Linked DNA regions of Homo sapiens: all the other regions are linked to region 2. A link is a loop called in an ENCODE intact Hi-C map of the cell type or tissue named here. Cell type or tissue: Caco-2. All regions are shown on one strand. Links, peaks and the distances in the headings refer to the core of each region. The heading gives the core; the rest is flanking DNA.

Evidence for each region. Peaks named below come from ENCODE experiments on the same cell type or tissue, not always from the same donor. Only the 100,000 strongest peaks of a DNase experiment are listed, where the experiment ranks them.
Region 1: a loop joins it to region 2, with 15 times the contacts of the local background. A loop is called at or near these places in 3 of 110 quality-filtered maps.
Region 3: a loop joins it to region 2, with 8 times the contacts of the local background. A loop is called at or near these places in 2 of 110 quality-filtered maps.

What each region holds. Positions count from the first base shown.
Region 1 is chr7:138,163,155-138,173,693 of GRCh38, forward strand. It overlaps LOC107986749 (a long non-coding RNA gene), which reads left to right. Exons shown (of 3, transcript XR_001745033.3): 2 at 222-348; 3 at 1,090-2,331. Among named protein-coding and RNA genes, the nearest start is that of MIR4468, 45 kb to the left of the region's middle. RefSeq lists enhancers at 661-1,860, 6,015-6,885, 6,967-7,642, 8,341-8,460. In Caco-2, for the core only: no CTCF peak of the experiment used is centred there; DNase peaks (open chromatin) are centred at 6,427 and 7,337.
Region 2 is chr7:138,253,746-138,264,284 of GRCh38, forward strand. No RefSeq gene overlaps it. Among named protein-coding and RNA genes, the nearest start is that of MIR4468, 140 kb to the left of the region's middle. In Caco-2, for the core only: no CTCF peak of the experiment used is centred there; a DNase peak (open chromatin) is centred at 3,916.
Region 3 is chr7:138,383,721-138,394,259 of GRCh38, forward strand. No RefSeq gene overlaps it. Among named protein-coding and RNA genes, the nearest start is that of TRIM24, 71 kb to the right of the region's middle. In Caco-2, for the core only: no CTCF peak of the experiment used is centred there; DNase peaks (open chromatin) are centred at 5,131 and 5,461.

The DNA of each region.
Region 1 (10,539 bases), core at 3,400-8,399, 89 kb before region 2:
ATTTAACTTCCAGTCAAACCCAGTTTCTGGTTATTTTATAAAAATATCTATTAATACGAGGAATTTTATATCTTTATCTATATATAGATATAGATACTGATAGATATATATTCATTGAGAAAGCTGCTTATAATTTGAGAATATTAGTCATGGAGTTTTCACACATTTACTGGTTTCGTACTACCACATGTTTTCCTCCTGCCTCTCTTTTCCATCTTTAGCTTAAAAAAGGGAAAGAAGAGGAGGAGGAGGAGGAAGAGGAGAAGGAGGAGGAGGAAGCAGAGAAGGAGGAGGAGGAGGAGAAAAGGATTTGAAGAAATTGAATCAGTTCTGGAACAGCAGACACAGGTAACCCATGCAAGTTAATCATTTGGGACACTTTATAAATGATTGTCCACCGTTGATTGACAAGAGCCTGTGTCACTGACTGGAAAGGATAGAGGAGGGTCACTGATGAAAGCACCCTGCTCATTCTCCTCCAGGGCTGCTCCACTGTGGTGACCCCAGCATTCAACACCACACTCAGCATAGTGAATTTCTGTGGGACTATTAAGAATTATGGTTCTAGAAACATACTTAATAATATGAAAACATGTTCAAATTATGTCATTATGTGTGAGAAAAATTATGATACTGAGATAGATGACAAACCCTCAATGAGGTTCTCAATGATTAAGAACCATCATCTCTGTCATCAATTAATTAGCTCAAGTGTAAGTATTTTCTGATTTTTTCTTACACATTGCAAATATTTTCTGCCAAATTGTTGTTTGTGTGCATTGGGAAGTGGGATGGGGGGGTTGTAGAGACAGGTGTCTCACTGTGTTGCCCAGGCTGGTCTTGAGCTCCTGGACTGAAGAGATCCTCCTGCTTGGCTTCTCAAAGCGCTGGGATTACAGGTGCAAGCCACTGCACCCAGCCAAACTGTGGCTTTTTAACAACATTTTGTTTGTTTTCTTTTTTTTCCTCTTTTTTTTTCCCTTTTAACAACATTTTTAATGATATCTTTTGTCATTGCTTAATATTTTGCTTTTATCTAATTAAGTTGCTCAATCTTTTCTTTTTCTAACTCTGGGTTTCATGTTGAAGGAATTCAGGACATGCTACCCCAAAATGTGAAAACTTGGCATTTGAGAAGACAGCAGAAGCAGGAAGGTCACGCTCACTACCTCCCCCACAATGCTCTACTCCCCTGAAACAGATCATAAAACCTAGGAAGGATTTCCTGACCATCCCCTCAAGTAGGTCTTATGACCCTCATGTGAGAGGTGCCCTCCCTATACCCAGAAGATAGCAACATCCTCATTTCTGAAGATACAAGGACAAAGAGAAGAGTTTGAACAAACGGCTTCCTAAGTTCTCCCCAGTTTATTAACATTATGTTACAGTCTCACCAACGCACCGCAATGTAGCAGTCTCTCGTTTGAGGTATCACCCTGAGTTCTCGGTCTCACAACCATGACAATTAAGGAACATGATCACCAAGGGTGAGGTTGGAGTGGAAGTTTAATAAGCAAAAGAAGAAAGTTCTCCACCACAGAAAGGGGCCCAAAAGAGGGTTGCCATTTTTACAGTTGAATGCAAAGGCTTTTATAAGAAACCAGTTAGAGCTGGGCATCTCATTTGCATGAGATGCGAATTTCTGGTAGCTCCACCCCATCCTCCTAATGCACATGTAGGCCCTTAGCTTGAGTTACTCCGTATTGCTTTGTTGCCCTTACTGCACATGTGTCAGGGGATGGAATTTTCCATTACGGGCATGTCTGGGCAAGTCACCTGTGTAGGCTTTCTTATCTGTGTGGCTGTGGGCATGTCTTAGGCAAGTGCCGCTGTGCAAGTTCCCTTATCTGTGCCTGCAGCTTGATTTTTCTGGCTGTTCTTTTGTTTGAAAAGATTCAACCAAGGACCCACCATAACTGCCTGCCTGACTGGTTTCTTCCTCCTTCCTCTCTCAATGATATCATTCTCCCTTTGTTCAATCATATTTCTTCATCAAACCTAGCATAAAGAATATACAAATTTATGCATTTGGGGGAGGTCTTCCTTTCCTTATGAAGGCTTCCATACCACGTATAAATAATATGTGTATGATTTTCTCTTGTGAATCTGTATTTTGTTATAGGGGCCTCAGCCATGAACCTAGAGATTAGTGAGCAAAAATTATTTTTTTCTCAAGTGTTTCTTGCTTGAGATGATTTTCTTATCCCCAAGATTAAAATATTATGTGTTTCTTCCATGATTTTTATGGTGTTTATATCTATTTCTTTAATCTTTCTAGAATGTACTTTTGTACATGCTGAAAGGTAGAATTAATTTTGCAAAAAGGAAAAAGCTACTTGCTACTTTTACTATAATTATAATTATATAATTATTATTAAGGTTTTTTCTTTCTTCTTTCTTTTTTTTTTTTTTTTTTTTTTTTTTTTTTTTTTGAGATAGGGTCTCACTCTGTCACCCAGGCTAGAGTGTAGTGGTGCAATCTGGGCTCACTGCAACCTCTGCCTCCCAGGTTCAAGTGATCCTCCAAACTCAGCTTCCCAAGTAGCTGGGACTACAGGCATGTGCCACCACAATTATTATTTCATTAGACCCTCTCTGGATCTTGTTCCATCTCTAATATCTCTGCCAAATGCTCCGAATCAGGTAGATATATTTAAATTCTAGCTGGTGCAAAGAAGGAATAATTTGAAAAAGAAGAAATAATTTTAATGCACATGCAAGTAATATACGTATTCATCTAGTTACTTGCATGCATTTGTGGCCAAAAGCCATGAATCATATAAAGAAGTAGCTGCAGCCAGGCACGGTAGCTCATGCCTGTAATCCTAGCACTTTGGGAGGCCAAGGGCGGGGGAGGGGGTGGATTACCTGAGGTCAGGAGTTCGAGACCAGCCTGGCCAACATGGTGAAACCCTGTCTTTACTAAAAATACAAACATTAGCTGGTCATGGTGGTGGGTGCCTATAATCCCAGCTACTTGGGAGGCTGAGGAGAATTGCTTGAACCCAGCAGATGGAGGTTGCAGTGAGCTGAGATTGTGCCACTTTACTCCAGCCTGGGTGAAACAGCAAAACTCCATCTCAAAAAAAAAAGTAGCTTCAATGCTGTTTTCAAGATACTTAAGCCAATTTGGTCATACACCCTTATTAGTTGCTTTATGATTAGCTCTCCAAAGCTTCCAGTAATTAGAATTTGGTGACAACCATAGAGACTTCAATTCCAAATGGTATGTTATAATGAAAGCAAATTTCAGACCTCATTCAGCCATGGGTATAAATATGTATTAGCAATCAGGCCCTCCAAATAGTCATACTACCCGTTTTATAAGCTTGATGAAGTCTTAGCTCTCTGACCTTTCAGTGTTCCCACAGAACCTTATGAGCGTCAGAGACAGGAGGACCATGTTCCAGCTTTGGAGCAGGATTAACTAACTCTCAAATGAGAGTCAGGTGAAAAATTCTCTCACTACAGTCTAGAATTTCAAGCCTGGAGAGATAATTCAAACAGTCTAGAATTTCAAGCCTGGAGACATAATTCAAAATGAATAGACAGGCTAGCTGGACTTTTACACCTCATTTATGCAAAGGCAAGAGTATCCATAAGACATTTTTATCCAATCCACATAAAATTGAATTCATTTTACCAGTAAAAAATCATTTCTAACATCCCTTATGCTAATTAACAAACCCCCTGGGATTGATATGAGATAAAGACGACTGGAGCCATAATCTAATCCTTCTGGAATGTGGCTTCTGAATGGAGAATTTCTTTTTTTGTGTGTGAGATGAAGCCTCACTTTGTTGCTGAGGCTGGAGTGCAGTGGCACGATCCCGGCTCACTGCAACCTCTGCCTCCCAGTTTCAAGCGATTCTCCTGCTTTAGCCCCCACCAAGTAGCTGAAATTACAGACATGAACCCAATGCCTAGCTAATTCTTTTTTTGAATTTTTAGTAGAGACGGGGTTTTGCCATGTTGGCCAGGCTGGTCTCGAACTCCCGACTTCAAGTGATCCACACCCACCTTGGCCTCACAAAGTCCCGGGATTACCTGCGTGAGCCACCAAGCCAAGCCTGAACTGACAATTTCAAATATTAACCTACCATCCAGGAGTATATTTTTCCTGAGAGAGTTCAGAAATATCACCCCAAAATATGCAGCATTGGTATGCTGATTACTTCAAACTGAAGTCATTTGGGAAATGCCAAACGCACAGAGGGGCTTTTCCTGAATTTCCCTTATCTGACTAAGTGCAGATTCTCCAGAAGGAAGCCAATTGTCAAGAAATGCTTCCTGGGGATTTTTATCTATCCGTGAAGATTAACACACAACAGAAGTCAAACCTAGAAAAAGCTGGAGGTTAGCACCTCCTACAGACAGGATATAACCTATTCTTCTGAAGGCTGATTCGTACTTTTCATAATCATTTACTCTCCCTAGGTTGCCTACATACTCCCCTTCCCTCTCTCTTATGAAGGGAATATAAAAGCTTTTAGGTCTCATTGAGTTATTGGGTAGTTTCTTAACTTCCATGTGATGCCTTTCTGCATGTTAATAAAATGTATATATATATTTTTTTCTCCTTTTAATCTGTCTATTGCCAGCTTATTTCCCCAGACTTTCAGCCTCAAATCTTCAGAATGGAGGAGAGGACTTCCTTCACCCATATATCCAAATTATGTAACTCCCTGATGGGTTCTCCTTGCCTGCTGCACACACAAAATCAACTCTCTGAGACCATGCCATTGCAGTAAAGAAAAGAGTTTGATTGACACAAGGCTGGCCACACCACACAGGAGACTGTTATCACTCAACTCAATCTCCCCAAAGGCTCAAAGATTAGGGTTTTTCCCAGGATCTTTTGATGAGCAGGGGCCTAAGGTAGGGGCATACTGATTGGTTGGGTCAGAGATGAAATCATAGGGAATCAAAGCTGCCCTCTTATGGTGGGTAAGTTCCTGGGTTGGGGCCACAGGACTGGTTGGCAGGTCCAGGTGGGGCCATCCATTGTCAGAAATGCAAAAACCTGAAAAGACATCTCAAAAGGCCAGTCTTAGTTTCTACAATAGTGATGTTGTCTGCAAGAGTAATTGGGGAAGTTGCAAATCTTACGACCTCCATAATAATGGCTGGTAATTATTTAGAATTTAAGCCCCTCTCATCCTCCTAACTTCATGGCCTTTCATTAGTTTTACAAGAATCGTTTAGTTTTGGGGGAAGGTTATTATCATTTAAACTATAAACTAAGTTTCTCCCAAAGTTATCTTGGCCCACACCCACGAATGAGCAAAGCCAGCCAGCCTGTGAGGCTAGAAGCAAGATGCAGTCAGCCACGTCCAATTTCTCTGTCATACTTTTGCAAAGCCAGTTTCAGTCAGGGCTCTTCAAATGCCCAACTAACTATTCCTAAGTAAAGAATGAAAGCAACTAGAACACATCACACCACACTATCCATGCTGAAGCATTTTAAAGTAAACGTAAAGATAATCTAATGTACAGACACCTTCATTTTTCCCATGGTGATTTCTCTGGGATATTGTTTTGTATTTCCCTGTCTGACTTGTGGCAACATCTGTATTTCTGTAATTATAAAAGGTAAGACTCACTATTTGACTTTGAGAGGAACATTTGAGACGGCACGGTGGCTCAAGCCTGTAATCCCAAAGCTTTGGGTGGCCAAGGCAGGTGGATCGCCTGAGGTCAGCAATTCAAGAACAGCCTGGCCAACATTGTGAAACCCCATCTCTACTAAAAATATAACAATTAGCCAGGTGTAGTGGTGCATGTCTGTAATCCCAGCTACTCTGGAGGCTGAGGCAGGAGAATCGCTTGAATCTGGGAGGTGGAGGTTGCAGTCAGCCAAGATTGTGCCACTGCACTCCAGCCTGGGTGACAGAGTGAGACTCAGTCTCAAAAAAAAAAAAAAAAAGAACATTTGATTAAGGCCTGGGGATTGCTATGGGAGCCCAAATCCACTTTTGTCTTAGCCTCAGCCATTATGAATAACAAACACCCTCTTCTCAACAGTCTGTGATTCCCATGGGGAGGCTGGATGTTGGGAAAGCTGCCTCTCTCAGTTTGGCTTATTTGTTGGCTTATCAGAATCTTCTAAAGGAAAAGACCTCTCCTGTTCTTTCTCCTAGGAGGAAAAATTACTAGTCATCTTCCCAAATGTAGCACCCTTAGATTGCATTCCCATAAAGATTTCTCTCTAGCTTCTGTATTTTCTCACCCTGTTGACCTTAATCAGTAACAAAGGCTTTTATAATACTACTACTGCATTGCCCCCGACCTCAAGTTTAGAAACTCCTTAGCTCCCTTGCCTCTGGGCAGGTCTGTCTATTGCATTGCACAAAAGAAGAAGAAAGAAAGAGTAGAGAAAGGAATGTCTAGCCCTAAGCTTTCTTTTGCATTTGTATGCTTGGTGGCCTCGGAATCCCCCAAAGCAGTCAAAGGTAAATAATCCTTTGGTCTTTTCTTCCTTTGTTCTCTGAACTGAGACTTTACTCCCGAGGAGATTTTCTTCTCAGATTAGACTTGGAGAGGTCTTTTTTTTTCTCCTTTGCTTAGATGATTTGAACTGATAATTTGCATCTACAAAGGCAACTGAGAAATACTGAATGACTAACACTCCCACAGAAGACTCTGTGGAGGCGCTCCATTCTGTAATCTTTCCTCTGCTCCAGGAGACCTCCAAAGTAAATGGAAACCAAAAAGCAACATTTTCAGGGCCAAGTTTATTTTAATATTGTCTCTGGATACTTCTCTTTACAATCAATCAGGTTTTAAGTCACCAACCTTAAAACCAGCACTCCTCTCCTCTGGTTTAAAAAAAAAAAATCAGATAATTTTAACAAAAATAAACAAACAAGACATAGGATTTTAAAAAAATTAACTCCCTATTACAAACAAAAGAAGGGCAATGTAGTAAAGGCTCAAGCGAAAATCTCAGCCCAGCCCACCCCACCCCTAATAGAGTTCCTCCATAAAGCATAGATTTTTTTTTGTAGCAAAATATATATGCACTTTATTCTCAGTGAGGTAAAGGAAAGCATTACTTTTCTTTGTTAAACCAGAATAGACTTTCCTAAGAGAAATAATACGACAAAACTCACTGCAACTGAAATAAAACATATAAAATGAAGAGATGACAAAGATGAAAGGAAAGCAAGCATTACCAAGGAAATCAGAACAAATGGAACAGAAGCAAAATCAAAGTTATCATACCCCCGCCAAAAAGAAATCCTATCAAAAGAAAACAGATAATGGATTGTGAAAGATCACCATACTGTGGGGGAGGGGGACGTGAACAAAGAACAGTGCTCACACATACCTTGGGAATAGTTTTAAATTCCAAACACAAAGGCAGCAGGGACCCTGCAGATGTGAATAAGCCAGCAGCTTTCTATTGAAGAATTTATGAGGTTCTCTTAGACCCTTCATCTAGCACCTAATAACAGTGCCACCTTTGCCTGAAAACTATCCTGCCTCCCTCAAGCATAGCCATCAAACACATCATAAAAGGAGAGCTTCAGGCTTCAGGAAACACCAGATAATGACAGAATTCTGTGAAAATCAGAAAGTATTAGCTTTGATTTCGTCAGGCTGACAGTACCGATAGACATGTAAGTTACACTTGTATTTAATAAGAAGCTTGATGAAATTCAAAATACTGAGCTGGCCATTCTCTTTCTCAGTGCAATTGAGAGTCGGCTAGAGAACATTTGCCTTCTGGTGATAATTATGTCGTTAAAAAAGAATCAGGCAAGACAAAAATGTTTCCAATTGAACATATATGTTTGCCACTGTTCATCTACAAATTTCACTAAGAATAATAGTAAAGTAGTAGGACTCATAAGCCCAAATGGCCAAAGAGAATAGGAGTGCGGAGGACAAAAGGCATCAACCCAAAACTGGGAGCTGGAATGAAGAGGAAAGATTGGCAACTGGTGTAACAGACCAGAGAGCACTGTTAAAATAATTTAATAGGAGGCAGTTAGGGGTGGCTCTGAAGTCCTAGGTTCCTACATGAGCAAACCAAAACCTAACCCAAATACATCTGTTTGTGTGTTTGTTTGTCTGTGTGTTTGTTTGTTTAAATAGAGACAGAGTCTCAGTATGTTCCCCAAGCTGGTCTTGAGCTCCTGGACTCAAGTGATCCTCCCAATTCAGCCTCCCAAGTAGCCAGGACTACTGGCATAAGCCACTGCACTGGGCTCTCTTTTGTAAGTGACTAGCTTAAAGGAAAATGAAACTGAAGCTTAACCACTCTGAAACTGCCATCTAACCTCAAACTCGAACTACTTTCCACTGGAATGATCCAAATATGGCTACTGCTCCACTTTCACCTACCAAATATTGTCTTGCCCTGGTTCCACATTTACCTTATAAAAGCCTTTCACTCCTGCGTCTTCTGTCCGGTACTGTGATCTGGAGCTGTCCAACCCACGCACTGCTGTTTGTTCAAGTAAACTCTTTAAAATTTTAATGTGACAGCCAAGCACAGTGGCTCATGCCTGTAATCCCAGCACTTTGGGTGGCAAAGGCGGGCGGATCACCTGAAGTCAGGAGTTCGAGACCAACCTGGCCAACATGGTGAAACCTCGTCTCTACTAAAAATACAAAAATTAGCCAGGCATGGTGGTGCAAGCCTGTAATCTCAGCTATTCAGGAGGCTGAGGCAGGAGAATCACTTGAACCCAGGAGGTTGCAGTGAGCCGAGATGGCACCACTGCACTCCAGCCTGGGTGACAGAGTGACACTCTGTCTAAAATAAAATAAATTAATCTGCCTCAGTTTATCTTTTAGCAGTTCTGAAATCAAAGTGCCTAAAAGGAGTCCACCCGGATATGTGGAAGCAAGAGGGAGTTAATGACAATGGATTCACAATGCTGAAGCTCGAAAATTCTGGGAATTTGAGGCCCCAAGACACCCCATAGGTGGGGTACAGGTGGGTCAAAAAACAGGAGAATTGCTAGAATCTGTTTGTAAAGTAATGGGATGAAGCAGGAAGGCCATAGCCAAAACAGTGATGACTCCTGTGTACAGAGCTGGCCTGCATGGGAGCCGCTGCATAGCCATGGCTCAGAGCTACCTGGCAGAGAGTGACTCAGAGATGGAAAGAGCCCCAAACTCCTATTCTGAGTCACCTGAAGATGGCGGAACTTGGAAAGCCACCCTTAGACCACAGCTGAGCCTGAGTCCTGCATAGGGGTGACCCCAAAATGAAATCAATAGGAAGATATTATGGCCAGAAACATGCAGGCCTGTCAGATTTTCATTCTGATAGTGTGGTATTAGGTTTCTGCCTATAGGTCCTGGCTCATAACTCCCATAACCCTTGTTTCAGTAAACAGAATCTTGCTCTCCGGCTGGGCGCAGTGGCTCACGCCTGTAATCCCAACACTTTGGGAGGCCAAGGCGGGCGGATTACCTGAGGTCAGGAGTTCGAGATCAACCTGGGTAACACGGTGAAACCCTGTCTCTATTAAAAATACAAAATTAACTGGGCGTGGTGGCACATGCCTGTAATCCCAGCTACTTGGGAGGCTGAGGCAGGAGAATCACTTGAACCTGGGAGGCGGAGGATGCAGTGAGCCGAGATCGCACCATTGCACTCCAGCCTGGGCAACAAGAGTTAATCTCTATCTCACCAAACAACAACAACAAAAAAGCCAGAATCTTGCTCTCTGACCTTCTCCTTGACCTCTTTGCACCTGCCCAAGGCAGAACTCTCATGTGACTATGGGTCATGAGACCCTCATTTCAGAAGGGGTTCTGCCCTGTACTCTGGAAGAAGGAATACTGCCCATAGAGGCCAAGAAGAATCTGAACAGACAGGCCTTACTGGGTTTGGATCATACCCTGTTATTCAATCACATCTCTACATGGCTGTCAATTATGCCTATCCAATGAAGTCTTCATAAAAGGCCCAAGAGGACTGGCTTTGGAGAACCTCCAGGTACCTGAAAACATGGAGGTTCCTAGAGGGTGATGAACCCAGGGAAGCCTGGAAGCTCTGCACCCCTTCTCACATGCCTTTCCCTATGCATCTCTCCATCTGTACCCTTTGTAAGAACCTCCATAATACGCCAGTACCTGTAAATGTTTCCCTGAGTTCTGTGAACTGCTCTAGCAAATTAACTGAACCCGAAGAGGGGGCTGCGGAAACCCCAACTTGAAGCTGATTGGTCAGAAGTTTCTGGAGGCCTGAACTTGCAACTGGTGTCTGAAGAAAGTCAGGGTGGGGGCACACAGTCTTGTGGGACTGAGCCCTCAACATGTGGGATCTGAAGCCATCTCCAGGAAGATAGCACCAAAAGTGACTTGAATTAAAAGACACTCAGCTGGTGTCTGTTTCTTAGGGTATGGGGGAAAACCCACGCACATTTGGTCGCAGAAGTCTTCTCTGTTGTGGTGGTGGTGGTGTGAGGAAAAATGATTTGAGTTTTTCAAACAAATATGTAAAGAGTTTGGAAGTCATCACTCCCATCCTTACAACAAGAAAAGATGCTGTACAGACTAAATTTCAGCAATTCTTCT
Region 2 (10,539 bases), core at 1,976-6,975:
GTGCTCACCAAAGGGTGACTTCAGCAGAGGAGGATTTTAATAATCAAGTGGATAGGATGACTCATTCTGTGGACACCACCCAGCCTCTTTCCCCAGCCACCTCTGTCATCACCCAATGGGCCCATGAACAAAGTGGCCACGGTGGTAGGGATGGAGGTCATGCATGGGCTCAGCAACATGGACTTCCACTCACGAAGGCTGACCTGGCTACGGCCACTGGTGAGTGCCCAATTTGCCAGTAGCAGAGACCAATACTGAATCCTCAATATGGCACCATTCCTAGGGGGGATCAGCCAGTTACCTGGTGGCACGTTGATTATATTGGACCTCTTCCATCATGGAAAGGGCAGAGGTTTGTCTTCACTGGAATAGAAACTTACTCTGCATATGGATTTGCCTATCCTGCATGCAATGCTTCTGCCAAGACTACCATCCGTGGACTCACATCCTTATCCATCATCATGGTATTCCACACAGCATTGCCTCTGATCAAGACACTCACTTTACGGCTAAGGAAGTGAAGCAGTGGGCTCATGCTCATGGAATTCCCTGGTCTTACCATGTTCCCCGTAATCCTGAAGCAGCTGGATTGATAGAACGGTGGAATAGCCTTTTGAAGTCACAATTACAATGCCAACTAGGTGACAATACTTTTCAAGTCTGGGGCAAAGTTCCCCAGAAGGCCATGTATGCTCTGAATCAGCATCCAATACATGGTACTATTTCTCCCATAGCCAGGATTCACAGGTCCAGGAATCAAGGGGTGAAAGTGGAAGTGGCACCACTCACCATCACCCCTAGTGATCCACTAGCAAAGTTTTTGCTTCTTATTTCCGCGACATCTACTAGTCTAGAGGTCACAGTTCCAGAGGGAGAAATGCTGCCACCAAGAGACACAACAAAGATTGCCACGTGGACACTTTGGGCTCCTCCTATCTTTAAGTCAACAGGCTAAAAAGGGAGCTACAGTGTTGGCCGGAGTGATTGACCTGAGCTATCAAGATGAAGTCAGTCTACTGCTCCACAATGGAGGTAAGGAAGGGTATGCACAGAATACGGGAGATCCACTAGGGCATCTCTTTGTATTACCATGCCCTGTGATAAAGGTCAATGGGAAACTATACAACAGCCCAATCCAGGCAGAACTACAAATGGCCCAGACCCTTCAGGAATGAAAGTTTGGTCACTCCACCAGGAAAAAAACACAACCTGCTGAGTTGCTTGCTGAAGGCAAAGGGAATACAGAATGGGTAGTAAAGAAGGTAGTCATTAATACCAGCTATGACTATGTGACCTGTTGCAGAAAGGAAAACTGTAATTGTCATGAGTATTTCCTTCTTCCTTTGTTAAAAACATGGTTGTGCATGTATACACTTGTACTTGGAAAATATCTTCATTTTATTTCCTTTTTCCTTTATCATGTGACATAAGATTTATTGACTTCATATCAGTATTTAAGTATTGTTAACTTTATGTAATAGCATTTGGGTTGAGGATTGGTGCATTTCTGGTTGTAAGAAGGACAGTTGTATTATGTTAGTCATAATTATGACTTTATTATTGTCTTTATCTTAAGATTATGTACAATCTCAGGAGATGTGTATGGGTTCCAGTTGACAAGGGGTGGACTTGTGATGGTTAATATTGTGTCAACTTGATTGGATTGAAGGATGCAAAGTATTGATCCTGGGTGTGTCTGTGAGTATGTGGCTGAAGGAGATTAACATTTGAGTCAGTGGGCTGGGAAAGGCAGACCCACCGTTAATCTGGGTGGGCACCATCTAATCAGCTGCCACTGCAGGCAGAATATAAAGCAGGCAGAAAAACATGAAAAGACTAGACTGGTTTAGCCTCTGAGACTACACCTTTCTCCCATGCTGAATGCTTCCTGCCCTCAAACACTGAACTCCATGTTCTTCAGCTTTGGGACTCAGACTGGCTTCCTTGCTCTTCAGCTTGCAGATGGCCTATTGTGGGACCTTGTGATCATGTGAGTTAATACTACTTAATAAACTCCCCTTCATATATATATACACACATATATATATATTCTATTAGTTCTGTCCCTCTAGACAACCCTGATTAATACAGACCCTCTGTCTTAGCTCCTTGACAGATACATGGACATGCCTTATAATTATCTCAATTATCTCCTCTCTGTCTTCTGAGGGATTTCTTTTTTTTTTCTCTCTCTCTTTTGAGGCGGAGTCCCGCTCTGTTGCCCAGGCTGGAGTGCAGTGGTGTGATCTTGGCTCACTGCAAGCTCCACCTCCCAGGTTCACACCATTCTCCTGCCTCAGCCTCCCGAGTAGCTGGGGCTACAGGTGCCTGCCACCACACCTGGATAATTTTTTTTGTATTTTTAGTAGAGTTGGGGTTTCACCATGTTAGCCAGGATGGTCTCAATCTCCTGACCTTGTGATCTGCCCACCTCAGCCTCCCAAAGTGCTGGGATTACAGGCGTGAGCCACCATGCCTGGCCCCGGGATTTCTTAATTAATTTCAGAGGTAGATGTTTATGGTTGCAAGGACCAGATGGCTCATGTCTTAGCAGCATAAAAGCCAAAGATGGGGCCTCACATTAGGTCTATTATGTTTTCAAGGAGACACACTAAGGAAAGGAGGATCAGGTGGCAACTACTTCCCTCCTCAAAGAAAATTTCAGCATCTTATCCTTATAAAGCATAAATGTTCAATATGATGTTGGATATGTAAGTCTGGAACTCTGGAGACAAAATTGAGAATTATAAGTATTTTATGCTATTCAAATGTCAGAAACACACTGGCAGAATTTCCTTCATCTAAACTGAAGCAGTCTGGGGTTACTGGAGCAGTCTTGTTGCTTGATGTACTACCCAGAATTCTTTGTCTCACGACCATGAAAATTAAAGAGCATGGACACCAAGGGTGAGGTTGGAGCAAAAGTTTAATAAGTGAAAGAAGAAAGCTCTCTGCAGCAGAGAGGTGGCCCAAGAGGGTTGTCGTTTCACAGCTGGATGTAAATGCTTTTATAAACAAGCTAATTGGGGCCAGGCACTGTGGCTCACACCTGTAATCCCAGCACTTTGGGAGGTGGAGGCAGATGGATCACCTGAGGCCAGGAGTTTGAGACCAGTCTGGCCAACATACAGTGAAACCCCATCTCTACTAAAAAACACAAAAGTTAGCTGGGCATGGTGGCGCATGCCTGTAGTCACAGCATTTGGGAAGCTGAGGCAGGAAAATCACTTGAACCCGGGAGGCAGAGGTTGCAGTGAGCCGAGATTGCCCCACTGCACTCCAGCCTGGGTGACAGAGAAAGACTCCCTCTCTCAAATAAAATAATTAAAAAAAAAAAAAAAGTTGGCTGGGTGCAGTGGCTCATGCCTGTAATCCCAGCACTTTGGGAGACTGAGGCGGGTGGATCACAAGATCAAGATATTGAGACCATCCTGGCTAACACGATGAAACCCCATCTCTACTAAAAAATACAAATATATATATATATATATATCAGCTGGGCATGGTGGCAAGTGCCTGTAGTCCCAGCTATCCGGAAGGCTGAGGCGGGAAAATGGTGTGAACCCAGGAGGTGGAGCTTGCAGTGAGCCGAGATCGCACCACTGCACTCCAGCCTGGGCGACAGAGCAAGACTCCATATCGAAATAAATAAATAAATTAAATTAAATTAAAAATACACAAGTTAATTGGGCAGGGTGTTTCATCTGCATAGGGTACGAAAAACTAGTTAGGGCTGGGTGTCGAGTTGGATAAGGCATGAATTCTTGTTAGTTCCACCCCACCCCTCTAGTGTGCATGTGGGTCCTAAGCCTGAGTTACTCCATATTCTTTCATTTCCCTTACTGCACACGTGTCAGGAGATGGAATTTTCCACCGCCGACGTGTCTGGTTCTACGTAACATTTTTATCTATACAGCTGCAGGCCTGTCTTAGGAAAGCCCCCTTGTGCAAGTTCCCTTATCTGAGTATGCCCAAAAAGGAAAGGAATGTGCTCAAGGAACCCATCGTATATAACTGGAGCTAGCTGGTTGCACAAGAGATAAAGGTGTTGGATCTTGCTTCCTTATCTGCACTTACAGCTTGATTTCTTCCAGGTTGCTCTTTTGATAAAAGGACTTCTACCACGGGACTTGTCCTAACTATTTGCCTAACCAGTTCCTTCCTCTCTCTTCCCTCAAAATGACCATGTTTAACATGACTCAAAAGTCATCAAAAACTCTTTCATTATGCTTCCTCCTGCTTGAGTTTGCAAGATTATGAAACTGCCTTTGAAAAACATTCTAACTGAGACAATGATTACAGTGAAAGAGATCTGACCTAACTGACTCCATCCTGTCCGTAACCTCCAAGCTGTCCTTGTCCATTCTTGGGGGTAGGCCAAACTAACTTTGGGAATAATTTAGTTTATGGTTTAGCTTTGAAACAAAAGTGATAACAGCCATTTCCCAAAACAAACTCCCTTCTTGTCTGGGGACAAGACTGCCTTTGCAGAACTAACAAATTAGCCACAAGATAAGAAATTATGATTTAGGAGTCATGCAGCTGGAGGCTGCAAGATTCTAAACCTACCCAAATTGCTCCTGGGGATAGCATCACTACTGTAAAACCTAAGATCAGTGCTTCAGATATTTTGCAGCTCCTGCACTTGATGGATCAGCCGGCACCACCCAGACAGATAATCCCACTCATCTGGTCTTGTGGCCCCTTCCCAGGAAGTGACTCAGTGCAAGAGGACAGCTTCGACTCCTATGATTTCATCTCCAATCTGAGTAATCAGAACCTCGGATTCACTGCCCCCCACCCACCCACCCACCAAATTATCATTAAAAACTCCTATCCTTGGCCGGGTACGGTGGCTCATGTCTGTAATCCCGGCACTTTGGGAGGCTGAAGCGGGCGGATCACCTGAGGTCGGGAGTTTGAGACCAGCCTGACCAACATGGAGAAACCCCGTCGCTACTAAAAATACAAAATTAGCCGGGCGTGGTGGCGCACATCTGTAATCCCAGCTACTCAGGAGGCTGAGGCCGGAGAATCGCTTGAACCTGGGAGGCAGAGGTTGCAGTGAGTCGAGATTGTGCCATTGCGCTTCAGCCTGGGCAACAAGAGCGAAACTCCGTCTCAAAAACAAAAGAAAACAAGAAACTTTTGTCCTCAAATTGTCAGGGAGATTGATTTGAATAATAACAAAACTTCAGTCGCCCACACAGCCAGCTCTGTGTGAATTACTTTTCCTGTATCACAATTCACCTGTCTTGACAAATCAGCTCTGTCTAGGAAGCAGACAAGATGAACCCGTTGGGCAGTTACAATTCACTTCAGTTTGTTCTGTTGGTTGGTTTGTTTAAGTATGAAAAACATTGCTTTGTTTTTTCGTTTCAGAATCTTTGAGTCCACGTGGAGGAAGGAAGGAGAAGAGGAGAAGACTGTTTTCCAGGATGGAAAGGGAGCCTCGCTTTCTCTTTAGGTGGATTACAGAAATTGGTTGAATTCTCCCTGCCCTGGAGAAAAGTCAATTTATTTTTTATGTTAAAGATTTAGGCTCTTCCTGAGGGCTACTATGAAAGAAAAGTAGGGAAGCGAGCTTTTATTTTGAGAACAAAGAGTGAGCCAAGAGTGTAAAGTTGATAAGAGGGTAGAAGGGAGTAGATGAAGGGGGAGGGGAAAAGAAATGGCCAAAGGGGAACTGGCCAAGAGAAAGAACACTACAGGACCTTGAAATGAGTGAAGAAAATGTGTTATACCTTTTCATCCCTACAGTGTCTACATACTAATCCCCAGAAACTCTGAGTGTCACCTTATAGTGCAAAGGGATGTTGCAGATGCCATTGAGTTAAAGATCTTGAGTTAGGAAGATTATCCTGAATTATTGGTGTGGGCCAAATGGAATCACAACTTTCCTTATAGGAGGGAGGCAGAACTTTGATGTAAACAGAAAAGAAGAATGCTTTACCTTACCAATTTTCTACATGGTAGCCTGTAACTTGACAACATTATAAAACAACTGGCTCTAAATCAACTTGAGTTATATTTTCAGAGCTTGAGGACCCTTTGAAACTGCCCTTCCAAAATTACAACAGTGAGAGAAATCGGACATGGCTGACTCCATCTTGCTTCTAGCCTCACAGGCTGGCTGTCTTTGCTCATTCCTGGGCGTGGGTCAAGCTAACTTCCAGAGAAATTTAGTTTACAGTTTAAATAACATTAGCCCTTACCAAAAACTAAACTGTTCTTGTAAAACTAATGAAAGGCTACCAAGTTAATGAGAGGGGCTTGAATTCTAAATAATTACCAGTCATTATTCCGGAGGTCATAAGATTTGCAACTTCCCCAATTACTCTTGCAGATAACATCACTATTGTAGAACCTAAGACTGGCCTTTTGAGGTGTCTTTTCAGGTTTTTGCATTTCTTTTTTTCTTTTATTTATTTATTTATTTTTGAGATGGAGTTTTACTCTTGTTGCCCAGGCTGGAGTGCAATGGTGCAATCTCAGCTCACTACAATCTCCGCCTCCCGGGTTCAAGCGATTCTCCCAACTCAGCTTCCCCAGTAGCTGAGATTACAGGCACCCACCATCATGCCCGGCTAATTTTTTGGATTTTTGTAGAGACCAGGTTTCATCATGTTGGCCAGGCTGGTCTCAACTCCTGACCCCAGGTGATCCACCCACCTCAGCCTCCCAAAGTGCTGGGATTACAGGCGTGAGCCACCACACCCTGCCATAAGCCACATGTTGATTGCACCACTGCAGTCCAAGTCCAGCCTGGGCAATAGAGTCAGACCCCTGGCTCTTAAAAAAAAAATTTTTTTTTTTTTTAGTAAAAAAATAGAAAACCGCGTGTTAACAAACTATTTTCTTTTAAACAGTTAGCCTCTTAAAAGATTTCAGCAGAGGCTTGTATAGTGGGGGTGCTTGGTAAGAAAGAATACCTTTTTTTCTGGCTAGAGAATGGTATTTTAAAGTTTAGATTTTACTAAGTGAGAAGGAAAGCCACTGGGGAGGTTGACCAGGGCAGTGAGGTGATCTGGGTATGTTTTAAAAGGACCTCCCTGGCTTTGTGTGAAGATGAGACTCTGGGAGCAAGAGGGCAAGCTGCCAGATCTGTTCCTATAGTCCTAGCAGGAAGATGGTAGCACATCAAGGGTGGGAGTGGAGAAGAGATGCAAAGCTATTGGATCTTCATCTACTTCAACTTCATTTACTTCAACGGTGGAGACAAATAGATTTGCTGATGTATTTGCTGTAATTATGCAAATGCAAGGCAAATGTCTTCATTTTGTTCTTTCGATGGAGAGGTTAAATAATGAAGGCTGTTTCCTTGGAGTCTGTGTGTCTCTAAGGCTTGGAGAAAAAGAGCACCAAGATACCAATGGAAGTATAACCAGCAGGCCTAGCACAAGCTGAGGGCTAAGAAATTGTCCAGCCGCAGGTTATAATCTACATTAGGCTTAGACAATTAACTTCTTAATTTCCTACTTTGCTGCCAACTTGTGGTTGCTGAATAGTCCTTTCTTTCATTAGCTGGTTCTCAATTCTCATAGGACTTTCTCATCCTCACTCTCCATACTGCCTATCCAGGCAATAATCATGTAACAGACAGGTCTCAGTATTCACACCCTTGCGTAATTGTAATCCTCTCCCACATAAACTATGGCTGACCTATAAAAGGATATTGTCTATACAAAGAGAGACCTATATAAGGATAACGATAGAGTGACCTATATGAGGAATGTGTCTTTCAAGACTAAGTCATAAAAGATATTTTGGCTTCCAACTTGCTGTTTCCTGGATCACTTGCTCTGGCCATACCAGAAGACACACCTGGGATATACTCAGGCAGCCTTATGATGAGTTCCATGTGCATGTGATAAAGAGCTGAAGCCTCCTGCAAGTAGCCAGCATCAGCTCACCAAGCACATGAGTGAGCCTCCTTGGAGGCAGATTCTCCAGCCCCAGTCAAGCCTTCAGATGACTGTATCCCAGCCAAATCTAGACTGTCATGTCACAAGAGATCCTGAGCCTGTAGCACCCACCTAAGCCACTCTCAAATTTCTGATTCACAAAAACTGTGTGAGATAACAAATCTTTATTGTTGCAAGTTGCAGCAACAGATAATCAATACACCCATGCATTCCCTTTGCTACCTCTGCTTTCTTCAGGGTCAAGGTAGAGGGGAAAGAATTAGAGAAGATAGAACTAAGAACTTACTTAATCAGTGCCATTATAATCCTGTTGGTGGTGCATTCCAAATACTGGCTCTCTCACTGAGATGCAGGTTACAAGTTCTTTGAGAGGTTCTTTTTTTGTTTTTTGGGTTTTTTTGTTTTTTTTTTTTTGAGACAGTCTTGCTCTGTCACCTGGGCTGGAGTGCAGTGGCATGATCTTGGCTCACTGCAACCTCTGCCTCCTGGGTTCAAGCAATTTTTGTGCCTCAGCCTCCTGAGTAACTGGACTACAGGCGCATGCCACCACGCCCGGCTAATTTTTGTATTTTTTTTTTTTTTTTTAGTAAAGATGGGGTTTCGCCATATTGGCCAGGCTGGTCTCGAACTCCTGGCCTCAAGTGATCCACTTGCCTCGGCCTCCCAAAGTGCTGGGATTACAGGCATGAGCCACCGTGCCTGGCCTCTTTGAGAGGTTCTTGCTTGAACCCTGACGTGGGCAATGTACTGTCTGGCTGTATGCTTGTAATGCCCTTTCCCCAACCCTGGCAGCTGCCTCTGATGGTGTGACTCACCATCTCCTATTTCTGAGGTCCTCTCACTCTAGCAGGCTCCCCTCTGGGATAGTCTACTTATAAGATTACCAAAAACCCAGACATCATTCCTTGTCCAATTAACTAACAAGAAACACATGTAAGCTTGCAGTGAAAGATGGTGGATATATAGGCAGCCAGCCCCTCTATTACCTTCTGTCTTCCAGGGAAGGGGGCACAAATTTCTAGACTCATGGACACTCCTAGACTACAGAGCACACATACCAAACTTTCCCAAGAACCTTCTCACCATGCTATACTCCAGTGACTTCTCCAGGATGGGCCCATGAGTTTTTGCAGTTCATTACACACCCAGCAGGGGAGAGAAATGTCTATTTCTTTTTTTTGTAAGCACCCCTAATCTTTCTAAACAATCTTGTTGAAGCCCTCTTCTGGCATGATGTGGGGAAAGAAATCCCCAGAGGCTGGCTCACGCCTGTAATCCCAGCACTTTGGGAGGCCAAGGCAGGGGGATCACCTGAGGTCAGGAGTATGAGGACCCAGACTGCATATTGGGTGCCTTTTCGAAAAATTTGAATTCACATTCCAACTGGTGGCCAAGAACATATTAAGAGTATTATTGGAAAAGTACAGTTGTCACAGAAATACAACTGCCCTTCTGAAGACAAACGAGACTCCAACTCTAAGTTCTACTCCTGCAAACTGCCCACACAGCCAGCCTCTGGGGATTTCTGTTTTTTTGTGTGTTTGTTTGGTTGGTTGGTTTTTGTTTTTTTGTTTTTTGGCTTTTTTGAGACAGAGTCTCACTCTGTCACCCAGGCTGGAGTGCAGTGGCGTGATCCTGGCTCACTGCAACCTCTGCTTCCCAAGTTCAAGCCGTTTTTGTGCCTCAGCCTCCTAAGTAGCTGGGATTACAGGCATGCGCTACCACACCTGGCTAATTTTTGTATTTTAAGTAGAGACAGAGTTTCACCATGTTGGTCAGGCTGCTCTCGAACTCTTGGTCTTGAATTCCTGACCTCAGGTGAACCGCCCACCTTGGCCTCCCAAAGTGCTGGGATTATAGGCATGAGCTGCTGCGCCCAGCCCAGATTTTTAATTTTTGTCAATCTAGTAGGTATACAATGATATCTTCTTGTGATTTAAATTTGCATTTTCCTGATTAGTAATGAGTCTGAGTATCTTTTCATGTTTGTTGGTCACTTGCATTTCTTCTTTGTGAAGGGACTGTTCAAATAGCCCATTTTTTATCTGGTTTGTCTTTTCCTTATCAATGTGTAGAAAGCCATTATATCATCTAGATAGAATTCCTTTGTCAGTTATAAGTCTTCAAATATTTTCTTTAATTTTGTGGCCCCTTTTTTTTTACTGTCTTTATAATGTGATTGATAAACAGAAATTGTTCATTTTAATGTAGCTTATCAATTTTATTGTTTATGGTTAGTGTTTCTTTTTAAGAGACTTTTCCAAATGCAGTCATGAAGATTTATTTTTTTAAATTTATTTATTTATTTTTTAATTCTGACATTGAGAAACCAGGAACCAGAGACTTCTTTTTTTTTTTTTAGATAGGGTCTCACTCTGTCGCCCAGGCTGGAGTGCAGTGGTGTGATCTCGGCTCACTGCAACCTCCACCTCCCGGGTTCAAACGAGTCTTGTGTCTCAGCCTCCCGAGTGCTGGGACTATAGGTGGGACTATAGGTGGGACTATAGTGCTGGGACGCCACCACACCTGGCTGATTTTTGTATTTTTTGTAGAAATGGGGTTTTGTCATGTTGCCTAGGCTGGTCTGGAACTCTTGGGCTCAGGTGATCTGCCT
Region 3 (10,539 bases), core at 2,264-7,263, 130 kb after region 2:
TAATTTGACTTTTTTTCATAAGCATGTAACATATGTGCATGTATTTCTGTTCAAATAAAAAGTAATTTATATACAAAAATAACTTAATACTTACCAAATTTCTAAAGGGGAAGAACTGTAAGAGTAAAGGCAACAGAAACAATCAGGAGGGAAAAGATTTTATCAATTTGACAACATAAAATTAAGACACCTAGGCCAGGTGCAGTGGCTCACAGTTGTAATCCCAACACTTTGGGAGGCCAAGGCAGGAGGATCACTTGAACCTAGGAGTGAATTCAAGACCAGCCTGGGCAACATAGGGAAATTCCATCTCTTCAAAAATTTTTTTAAATTAGCTGGGCATGGTGGTGTGCACTGATAGTTCCAGCTACTCAGGAGGCTAAGATGGGAGGATCACTTGAACCCAGGAGATCGATGTTACAGTGAGCTATAATCACACCACTGCACTCCAGCTTGGCCAACAGAGTGAGACCCTGTCACAAAAAATTAATTAATTAATTAATTAAATTTAATTAATTAAATAAATATGTGGCCAGGCATGGTGGTTCACGTCTGTAATCCCAGCACTTTGTGAGGCCATGGAGGTAGATTGCTTGATCTCAGGAGTTGGAGATCAGCCTGGGCAACATGGCAAAACCCTGCTTCTACAAAAAATATAAAAATTAGCTGGGCATGATGGCAATTGCCTGTAGTCCCAGATACTCAGGAGGCTGAGGCTGGAGGATGGCTTGAGTCTGGGAGGTGGAGGTTGTGGTGAGCTGAGATCGTGCCACTGCACTCCAACCTGGGTGACAGAGTCAGATCTTGTCTCAAAAACAAACAAAAAATAAAATAAAATATCTAAGCTAGCACAGTGACACAGGCCTATAGGCTCAGCTACTTGGGAGGCTAAGGCAGGAGGACCACTTGAGCCCAGGAGTTCAAGGCTGTAGCGTGTGATAAATGCACCTATGAATAGCCACTGTACTCCAGCCTGGGCAACAAGGCAGGAGAGACTCTGTCTCTATTTAAAAAGGGGGGAAAAGAATAATCTAAGATAAAATTAACACAATACAGTACTACTTTTTTTCTCTCAAATAAGCAAAGGTTTCCTAACACAATCACATTTAATGCTAGCACAGATAAAGGGATACCATCACCCTCATGCATGCTGGTGAAAATTTCACATTTAAGAAAGCAATTTGGTGCTGGGTGCAGTGGCTCACGCCTGTAATCCCAGCACTTTTGGAGGCCAAGGCGGGTGGATCACCTGAGGTCAGGAGTTCAAGACCAGCCTGGCCAACACAGTGAAACCCCGTCTCTACTAAAAATACAAAAAAATTATCTGGGCGTTGTAGCACCTGCCTGTAATCCCAGCTACTTGGGAGGCTGTGGCAGGAGAATCGCTTGAACCCGGGAGGTGGATGTTGCAGTGAGCAGAGATCACACCATTGCACTCCAGCCTGGGCGACAGAGCAAGATTCCGTCTCAAGAAAAAAAAAAAAAAAGCAATTTGGCGAACTGATTTCCTTTAAAATTAATTAGAAAAGCCTGTTGATCAAGGAAAGGTAAGTTTATTAGAGGCACTGCAGTAGGGAAGAACATGATCTTGCCAGAATCCAGTAGTTTCTCAGAATGGGAAATTAGGACAGAATGTTTTTAGGGTTTCATTACCTGGGTTGGGTGATGTTTAAAGAAGGCCTTACAAAATGGGGGACTGTTGGGGATTGAGTATAGTTTATGGCATAACTTTTAATTGGTGGGTACAGTGTGGCAGCTGAGTCTTGATTTGTAGGTATGAGTCTTAATAAGTAAACTAATTTGTTGATTCATAAGATATTTCCTGCAGCGAGCAGCTGACTTGCTTTTACTTGTTCTCAGTTTTGTTTTGTTGTTGTTATTATTATTATTTTTTTTTTGGCCCAGGGTCTTGCTCTGTCGACCAGGTTGAAGTGCAGTGGTGGGATCAGGGCTCACTACAGCCTCAACTGCCTGAGCTCAAGCAATTCCCCAACCTCAGCCTCCTGAGTATCTGGGACCACAGATGTGCACCACCATGTCCCGCTTTTTTTTTTTTTTTTTTTTTTCCTTTAAGAAATGAGGTCTCGGCTGGGCGCGGTGGCTCTGGCCTGTAATCTCAGCACTTTGGGAGGCCGAGGTGGGTGTCTCCCCTGAGGTCAAGAGTTCAAGACCAGCCTGGCCAACATGGTGAAACCCCATCTCTACTAAAAATACAAAATTAGCCAGGCATGGTGGCACATGCCTGTAATCCCAGCTACTCAGAAGGCTGCAGCAGGAGAATCGCTTGAACCTGGGAAGCAAAGGCTGCAGTGAGCCAAGATGGCACCATTGCACTCCAGGCTGGACAACAAGAGCGAAACTCCATCTCCAAAAAAAAAAGAAAAGAAAAAGAAATGAGGTCTCACTATGTTGCTGAGGCTGGTCTCAAACTCCTGGGCTCAAGTGATCCTCCTGGGATTTCAGGTATGAGCCACAGCCCCTGGCCTACTGTTCCCAATTACTTATTTATTTATTTATTCATTCATTTTGAGACAGAGTTTTGCTCTGTTGCCCAGCCCAGAGTGCAGTGGTGTGATCTTGGCTCACTGTAACCTCTACCTCCCAGGTTCAAGCGATTCTCCTGCCTCAGCCTCCAAAGTAGCTGGGATTATAGGCGCCTGCTACCACGCCCAGCTAATTTTGTGTTTTCAGTTTCACCATGTTGGCCAGGCTGGTCTCGAACTCCTGACCTCAAGTGACCTGCTTGCCTCAACCTCCCAAAGTGCTGGGATTACAGGCGTGAGCCACCATGCTTGGCCTCAATATTGGTCTCAATATTGTTTAGCAGAGAGAAGGGTGTACGCTTCACCTTAGAATTATTTAGCTCTGGGACAGGAAGTATGTTTGGTCCCAGAATTGTTTAACTTGGGGAAAAGAAAATATGCCTGCTCCCAGTACTGTTTAATAAAGGGACAGGGAAAAACTTAGAATGCAATTCTCACATCAAAAGGCTCAAATGCTCCTTTAAAAAAAAAAAAGTATGTTTCTGTCATTTATTTTTACAGAGAAAAAAAAGAAAAAGTAATTATAAAAATAAAATAACAAAACAGCCTTAACTATCCTTCATATTATAGAGTCCTAGGATAAAGTTTACATACTCGCAGCTCAGGTTCTATCTAAAGCACTTTAACTGTGGTGATGTGAGATAATGTACCTTCTTTTGGGATTTCACACCAATGATGTAATCCATGAGCTAAATTTTTTCAAATGAATAAAGAAATATTCTTCATATTTAAAATATTTCTTACAATATTGCACTGCATACTTTCTGGTATTTTTGACCAGCCAGAGGGATGATATTCAACATATTTTAATAAGCAGCAGTGCATAGGTGTTGAACAAGCAGAATGTGAATGGGATGTAACAAAACCAGTTTTTTTTTTGTTTCTTTTTTTGTTTTTTTTTTTTTGAGATAGAGTCTCGCTCTGTCACCCAGGCTGCAGTATAGTGGCACGATCTCGGCTCACTGCAACCTCCGCCTCCCGGGTTCATGCCATTCTCCTGCCTCAGCCTCCCGAGGAGCTGGGACTACAGGCACCCACCACCACGCCCAGCTAATTTTTTTTTTTTTTTGTATTTTTAGTAGAGACGGGGTTTCATCGTGTTAGCCAGGATGGTCTCAATCTCCTGACTTCGTGATCCACCCACCTCAGGCTTCCAAAGTGCTGGGATTACAAAACCAGTTTTAATATACTAACATACACCAGAAAAATACCAACCTAGCTATTGCACAAGCAGACATCAAATCCACAAATCGATGAGAAAGAAGACTTCACCACCCACTACAGAATCGTAGTGAGCTTAACACAACATAAATTTATTCCTCATTAATGTTACACGTCTTTTTTTTTTTTTCCAATTTTATTTACTTTTTTTGAGACAGAGTCTCACTCTGGCAGGATCTGGGTTTGCTGCAACCTCCGCCTTCTGGGTTCACGCAATTCTCCTGCCTCAGACTCCCAAGTAGCTGGGACTACAGATGTGTACCACCACGCCCAGCTAATTTTTGTATTTTCAGTAGAAACGGGGTTTCACCATGTTGGCCAAGTTGGTCTCGAACTCCTGACCTCAGGGGATCTGACTGCCTCAGCCTCCCAAAGTGCTGGGATTATAGGCATGAGCCACCACACCCAGCCACTGATGTTACACTTCTACTGAGAGTTTATGGGGCTCTGCTGTGTCACTCAGAACCCACAATGATAGAGCAGTCATTACCTGGAATAATGCCAATCACTGTGCAAAAATGAAACAAAGCCATTGAGGTTCTCACATTAGCAATTATGGGTCACTTCTGCTCACAACTCATTTGTCAGAACTAGTAGCTAGACCCCACACAATCACAAGGGGCCAGCAAGCACAATTTTATATGCTCAAAAGGGGTTAACAAAACATATACTGAATGGCAGTAGTAACTACCACAGGATACCTATCATTGTCTGATGGGTTCTTCCTGCCTGCTGCACAGACAAAATCAATTCACTGATACAACTGCAGTATTGCAGTAAAGAAAGAATGTAATTAATGCAAGGTCAGCCAAACCGTAGGATGGGAGTTTTATTATTACTCAAATCAGCCTCCTGGAGAACTCAGAGGCTAGGGTTTTTATGGATAATTTGGCAGGCAGAGAGCTAGGGAATGGGTGCTGCTGATAGGTTGGAGATGAAATTATATAGGTGTGAGGCCGGGCGCAGTGGCTCACGCTTGTAATCCAGCACTTTGAGAGGCCGAGGCAGGCGGATCATGAGGTCAGGAGTTCAAGACCAGCCTGGCCAACATGGTGAAACCCTGTCTCTACTAAAAATACAAAAATTAGCTGGGCATGGCAATGGTTGCCTGTAATCCCAGCTACTCAGGAGGCTGAGGCAGGAGAATCGCTTGAACCCAGGAGGCGGAGGTTGCAGTGAGCCGAGATCGAGCCACTGCACTCCAGCCTGGGCAACTGAGCTAGACTCCATCTCAAAAAAAAAAAAAAGAAATTATGCAGGTGTGGAAGAAGTCCTTGTGAGCTGAGTCCATCATGAGTCATGGGTCTAGGTGGGGTTAGTCAGTGGCCAGAATGCAAAAGTCTGAATAACATTTCAAAAGACCAATCTTAGGTTATCCAATCCTGATGTTATCTACAGGAGCAATTGGGCAAGTCACAAATCTTGTGACCTCCAGCCCTATGACTCCTGAGCTAGTAAAAGATTATAGAAACTATGCCTATCTTATCAGAATTCAGGCCCCTCTCATAATCCTAATCTTGTGGCCTTTCATTAGTTTTACAAAGGCAGTTTGATTTTGGGAAGAGCTGTTAAAGCAAAGATGTTTGCTTTAAGGTTAAACTATAAACTAAATTCCTCCCAAAGTTAGCTTGGCCTATACCCAAAAATGATCAAAGACAGCTTGGAGGTCAGAAGCAAAATGGAGTCAACTGGGTCAGATGTCTTGCTGTCATAATCTTGCAAAGGCAGTTTCAGCATCACTGCCAATCATTTAGGCTAGAAAAGGGAGTTTGAGAATTCAGTGTCTTATCTGTGTAGTTTTATTTATCTGCTTCTCCTTATACGGGAGTGGGGGTCCAGGGAGGAAAGGTAGTAATGATTGACTTTGCTATTAGAATTTTTGAATAAAAAGAACAGACCTCAATCTCAAGGAGGGTTGAGGAAAAAGTGCAGTCAACTTGGGATAATGGATTAATATTAAGTTTAAAAATACTATTGAAAAATCTTTGTGACACTTTATACTTCCATGAATTCTAAATGTTTTTTGCACCATTTTCTCCAATGAACCAATTAATATAGTGCTTGGCAAGGGAGTAGCATCAATCTGGGCTGGGCGTGGTGGCTCAAGCCTATAATCCCAGCACTTTGGGAGGCCAAGCCGGGTGGATCACCTGAGGCTGGGAGTTTGAGACTAGCCTGACCAACATGGAGAAACCCCATCTCTAATAAAAATACAAAAAAATCAGCCGGGTGTGGTGGTGCATGCCTGTAATCCCAGCTACTCGGGAGGCTGAGGCAGGAGAATCGCTTGAACCCAGAAGGCGGAGGTTGTGGTGAGCTGAGATTGTGCCATTGCACTCCAGCCTGGGCAACAAGAGTGAAACCCCGTCTCAAAAAAAAAAAAAAAAGAATCAATCTGTTCTTTGGTCAAGAATTCCTTCTCAACAAAGAGTGCAAGGAAGGCATATCAGGCACAGAAAAGCATTATTTAATATCAATGAGTCAGTCCGGGCATAGTGGCTCATTTCCCTGTAACCCCAGCACTTTGGGAGGCCAAGGTGGGTGGATCACTTGAGGTCAGGAGTTTGAGATCAGCCTGGCCAACATGGTGAAACCCTGTCTCCACTAAAAATACAAAAATTAGCTGGGCGCAGTGATATGCGCCTGTAGTCCTAGCTACTCGGGAGGCCGAGGCAGGAGAATCGCTTGGACCCAGGACCGGAGTTTGCTGAGCTGAGATTGCGCCACTGCACTCCAGCTGGGGCGACAGAGTGAGACTCGGTCTCAAAAAAAAAAAAAAAAAAAAAAAATCCATGAGTCAATGAATGGAATAGAACTAATAACTCATACTGGGCTGGTTAGAATAGAAGACCCTGTAGGAAATAAAGGCAAGAGAAAGTTAGATTGATTGAGATCAGTCACCAGGGAGCGTCACCAGTGCCTTCCTTTCTTGTGTATAACATTTTATTCTAGGCCCCTTTCACCTTCTCCTGGGATTATCACAAAATATTTCTAGACATTGCATTTGCCTCCAATCTGCTTCTTTAAATGTTTTCTAATTATTAGGGCAATGTGTTCCTCAAATGTCACTTTCATTATATGAATCTGCAATTGTAATCTATGTTCATCCCTTCAGTCTCTTGAAGGCCCTATCCATTTAGCCTCATATTATCATTTACTTGGAATTTTACAGGTTAGTTAAGGCTATTATGAGGGATAATATTCACAAGTATTTTCTGAAAGTAGAAATAGGCTGGATACAGTGGCTCATGTCTATAACCCCAGCATTTTGAAAGGCAAAGGCAGAAGGATCGATTGAGGCCGTGAGTTCAAGACCAGCCTGGGCAGCATAGCGCCAGGCGCAGTGGCTCACGCCTGTATTCCCAGCACTTTGGGAGGCTGAAGTGGGTGGATCACTTGAGGTCAGGAGTTCGAGATCAGCCTGGCCAATATGGCAAAACACCGTCTCTACTAAAAACACAAAAATTACCTAGCTGTGGTGGTGCATGCCTGTAATGCTAGCTACTGGGGAGGCTGAGGCACGAGAATAGCTTGAACCTGGGAGGTGGAGGTTGCAGTGGGCCGAGATCACACCACTGCACTCCAGCCTAGGCAACAAAGCAAGACTATGTTTCAAAAAAAAAAAAAAAAAAAAAAAAAAAGACCAGCCTGGGCAGCATAGCAGAACTCTGTTTCTAAAAAAAAATAAATAAATAAAATTAAATTAAATTAAATTAAAATTAAAATAATTTTTTTTGTTTTGTTTTGCGATGGAGTCTCACTCTGTTTCCCAGGCTGGAGTACGGTAGTACGATCTCAGGTTAGTGCAACCTCTGCCTCCTGGTTTCCAGCGATTCTCCTGCCTCAGCCTCCTGAGTAGCTGGGATTACAGGCATGCACCACCACGCCTGGCTAATGTTTTGTATTTTTAATAGAGACAGGGTTTCACCATGTTGGCCAGTCTGGTCTCAAACTCCTGATCTCAGGTGACCCGCCTGCCTCGGCCTCCCAAAGTGCTGGGATTACAGATGTGAGCCACCGCAGCCACCCCCCACCAAAATTTTTTTAATTAGCCGGGCTGAGCACCATGGCTCACTCCTATAATCCCAGCACATTGGGAGGCCAAGGCAGGAGGATTGCTTGAGCTCAGGAGTTCTAGACCAGCCCAGGGAACATAGTGAGACTCCGTTTCTACAAAATTTTCTTTTAAAACTTAGCCAGGCATGGTGGCACACTCCTGTAGTCCTAGCTATGCAGGGGGCAGAGGTGGGAGGATTGCTTGAGTCCAGGAGGTTGAGGTGACAGTGAGTATGATTGCACCACTGCACTCCAGCCTGGGCAGCAAAGTGAGAACCTGTCACTAAAAAAAAACAAAAAAAAGTATAAATAGATAGTGTTCTAAATCACTGTAGAATGACTATAGTTAACAATAATGTATCATATAGTTTCAAATAGCTATAAGGCGGCTATTGAATGTTCCTAACACAGAAATGATATATAGTTAACAATATGTGGCCAGGCATGGTGGCTCAAGTCTGTAATCCTTTGGGAGGCCAAGGCAGGTGGATCACAAGGTCAAGAGATCGAGACCATCCTGGCCAACATGGTGAAACCCCATCTCTGCTAAAAATACACAAATTAGCTGGGTGTGGGTGTCTCAAAAACAACAACAACAACAACAAACAATATGTATCATTTCTGTGTTGGGAACATTCAATAGCCTCCTTATAGCTATTTGTTAACAATATGTATCATTTCTGTTGGAAACATCCATATAGTTAACAATATGTATCAATATGTATAGTTAACAATATGTATCAATATGTATAGTTAACAATAACTGTTGATACATTTGTATCATATCATTTCAAATAGCTATAAGGAGGCTATTGAATGTTCCCAACACAGAAATGATACATGTTTGAGATGATGAATATGCTAATAATCCTGATCTGGTCACTATATATTATATGTATCAAAACATCACTAGGTATCCCATGAATATGTACAATTATTGCCAATTGTTTTAAATGGAGGAGAATAATGGCTATCATAAAAAAAAAACAAAAGATAACAAGTGTTGAAGAGGATGTGGAGAAAAGGGAGCCCTTACACACTGTTGGTGGGAATGTAAATTAGTACAGCCATTATGGAAATCAGTATGGAGGCTCTTCCAAAAATTAGAAATAAAATTACCATATGATCTACCAATCCCAATACTGGGTATATATCCAAAGGAAATGAAATCAGTATGTCGAAGAGATATCTGACTCTCATGTTTGTTGCAGCACAATTCACAATAGCCAAGATAAGTAATCAACCTAAGTTTCCACCAACAGATAAATTAATAAAGAAAATGTGGTATCTATACATGATGGAGTACAATTCAGCTATGAAAAGGAATGAAATCCTGTTATCTTATTTGACGTGGATGAACCTGGAGAGCTTATGTTAAGTGAAATAAGCCAGGCACAGAAAGATAAATACCATATGATCTCACTCATATGTGAAATCTAAAAATGTGTTCACATAGAAGTACAGAATACAACAGTGTTTGCCAAAGACTGGGGAAGGGAGGGGCTGGGGAGAGTAAGAATGAGATGAAGCAGGGACTCCTCTTAGGGGCCTGTTGGACACCCCCCCAAGCATGGAAATAAAGGAAAACCTTGAGTTCCTTCAAGGGAAACTCCAGGCACCCAGCTAGCCTTGAGAAGTAAATGAACTGGATAAGCAAGAAGGTAATAGTAGCTTAAAGCAATAGCCAAGAAAGTTCAAGTCACAAAATGATTGATTCCAAATAAAATTTAAAGACAACATCTTAACGTTTGTCACTGAGATGTTTCTCAGAAACCCAGACCCCCACCAGAAGTACAGAAGTTCTTTCTGAACTTCTTCCTGAGGGACCTGGGGGAAGTCAAACCCACAGGCTACATCTAAGATTCTTTTCTGAGGACCCCAAGCTTTAGACAAAGCTTCCCTTCCTTCCTTCCTTCCTTAACCAGTTGCAAATGGAACAATCTTTGAATCTCCCTAAGACCTATAAGTAGCCCCCCCACCTCACCCCTGCCATATGGTTTTGATCTGTGTCTCCAACTAAATCTCATGTCAAATTGTAATCCCAGTGTTGGAGATGGGGCCTGGTGGGAGGTGATTGGTGATTGGATGGTGGGGGCAGATTTCCCTTTTGGTGCTGTTCTTTTTTTTTTTTTTTTTTTTTGAGACGGAGTCTCGCTCTGTCCCCCAGGCTGGAGTGCAATGGCGCGGTCTCGGCTCACTGCAAGCTCCGCCTCCCCGGTTCACGCCATTCTCCTGCCTCAGCCTCCCGAGTAGCTGGGACTACAGGCGCCCGCCACCACGCCCAGCTAATTTTTTGTATTTTTAGTAGAGACGGGGTTTCACCATGTTAGCCAGGATGGTCTCGATCTCCTGACCTCGTGATCCGCCCGCCTCAGCCTCCCAAAGTGCTGGGATTACAGGCGTGAGCCACCGCGCCCGGCCAGATTTCCCTTTTGGTGCTGTTCTTATGATAGTGAGTGAGTTATCATGAGATCTGGTTGTCTAAAAGTGTACAGCACCTCCTCCACCCGCTTCCCCCAGCTCTGGCCATGTGAAGACGTGCTGCCTGCTTCCCCTTTGCCTTTGCCATGATTTTAAGTTTCCTGAGGCCTCCCCAGCCATGCTTCAGCCTGCAGACTGTGAGCCAATTAAACCTCTTTTCTTTATAAATTACCCAGTCCCAGGTACTTCTTTATAGCAGTGCAACAACGGACTAATACACCCGCCTTTAAGATATCCC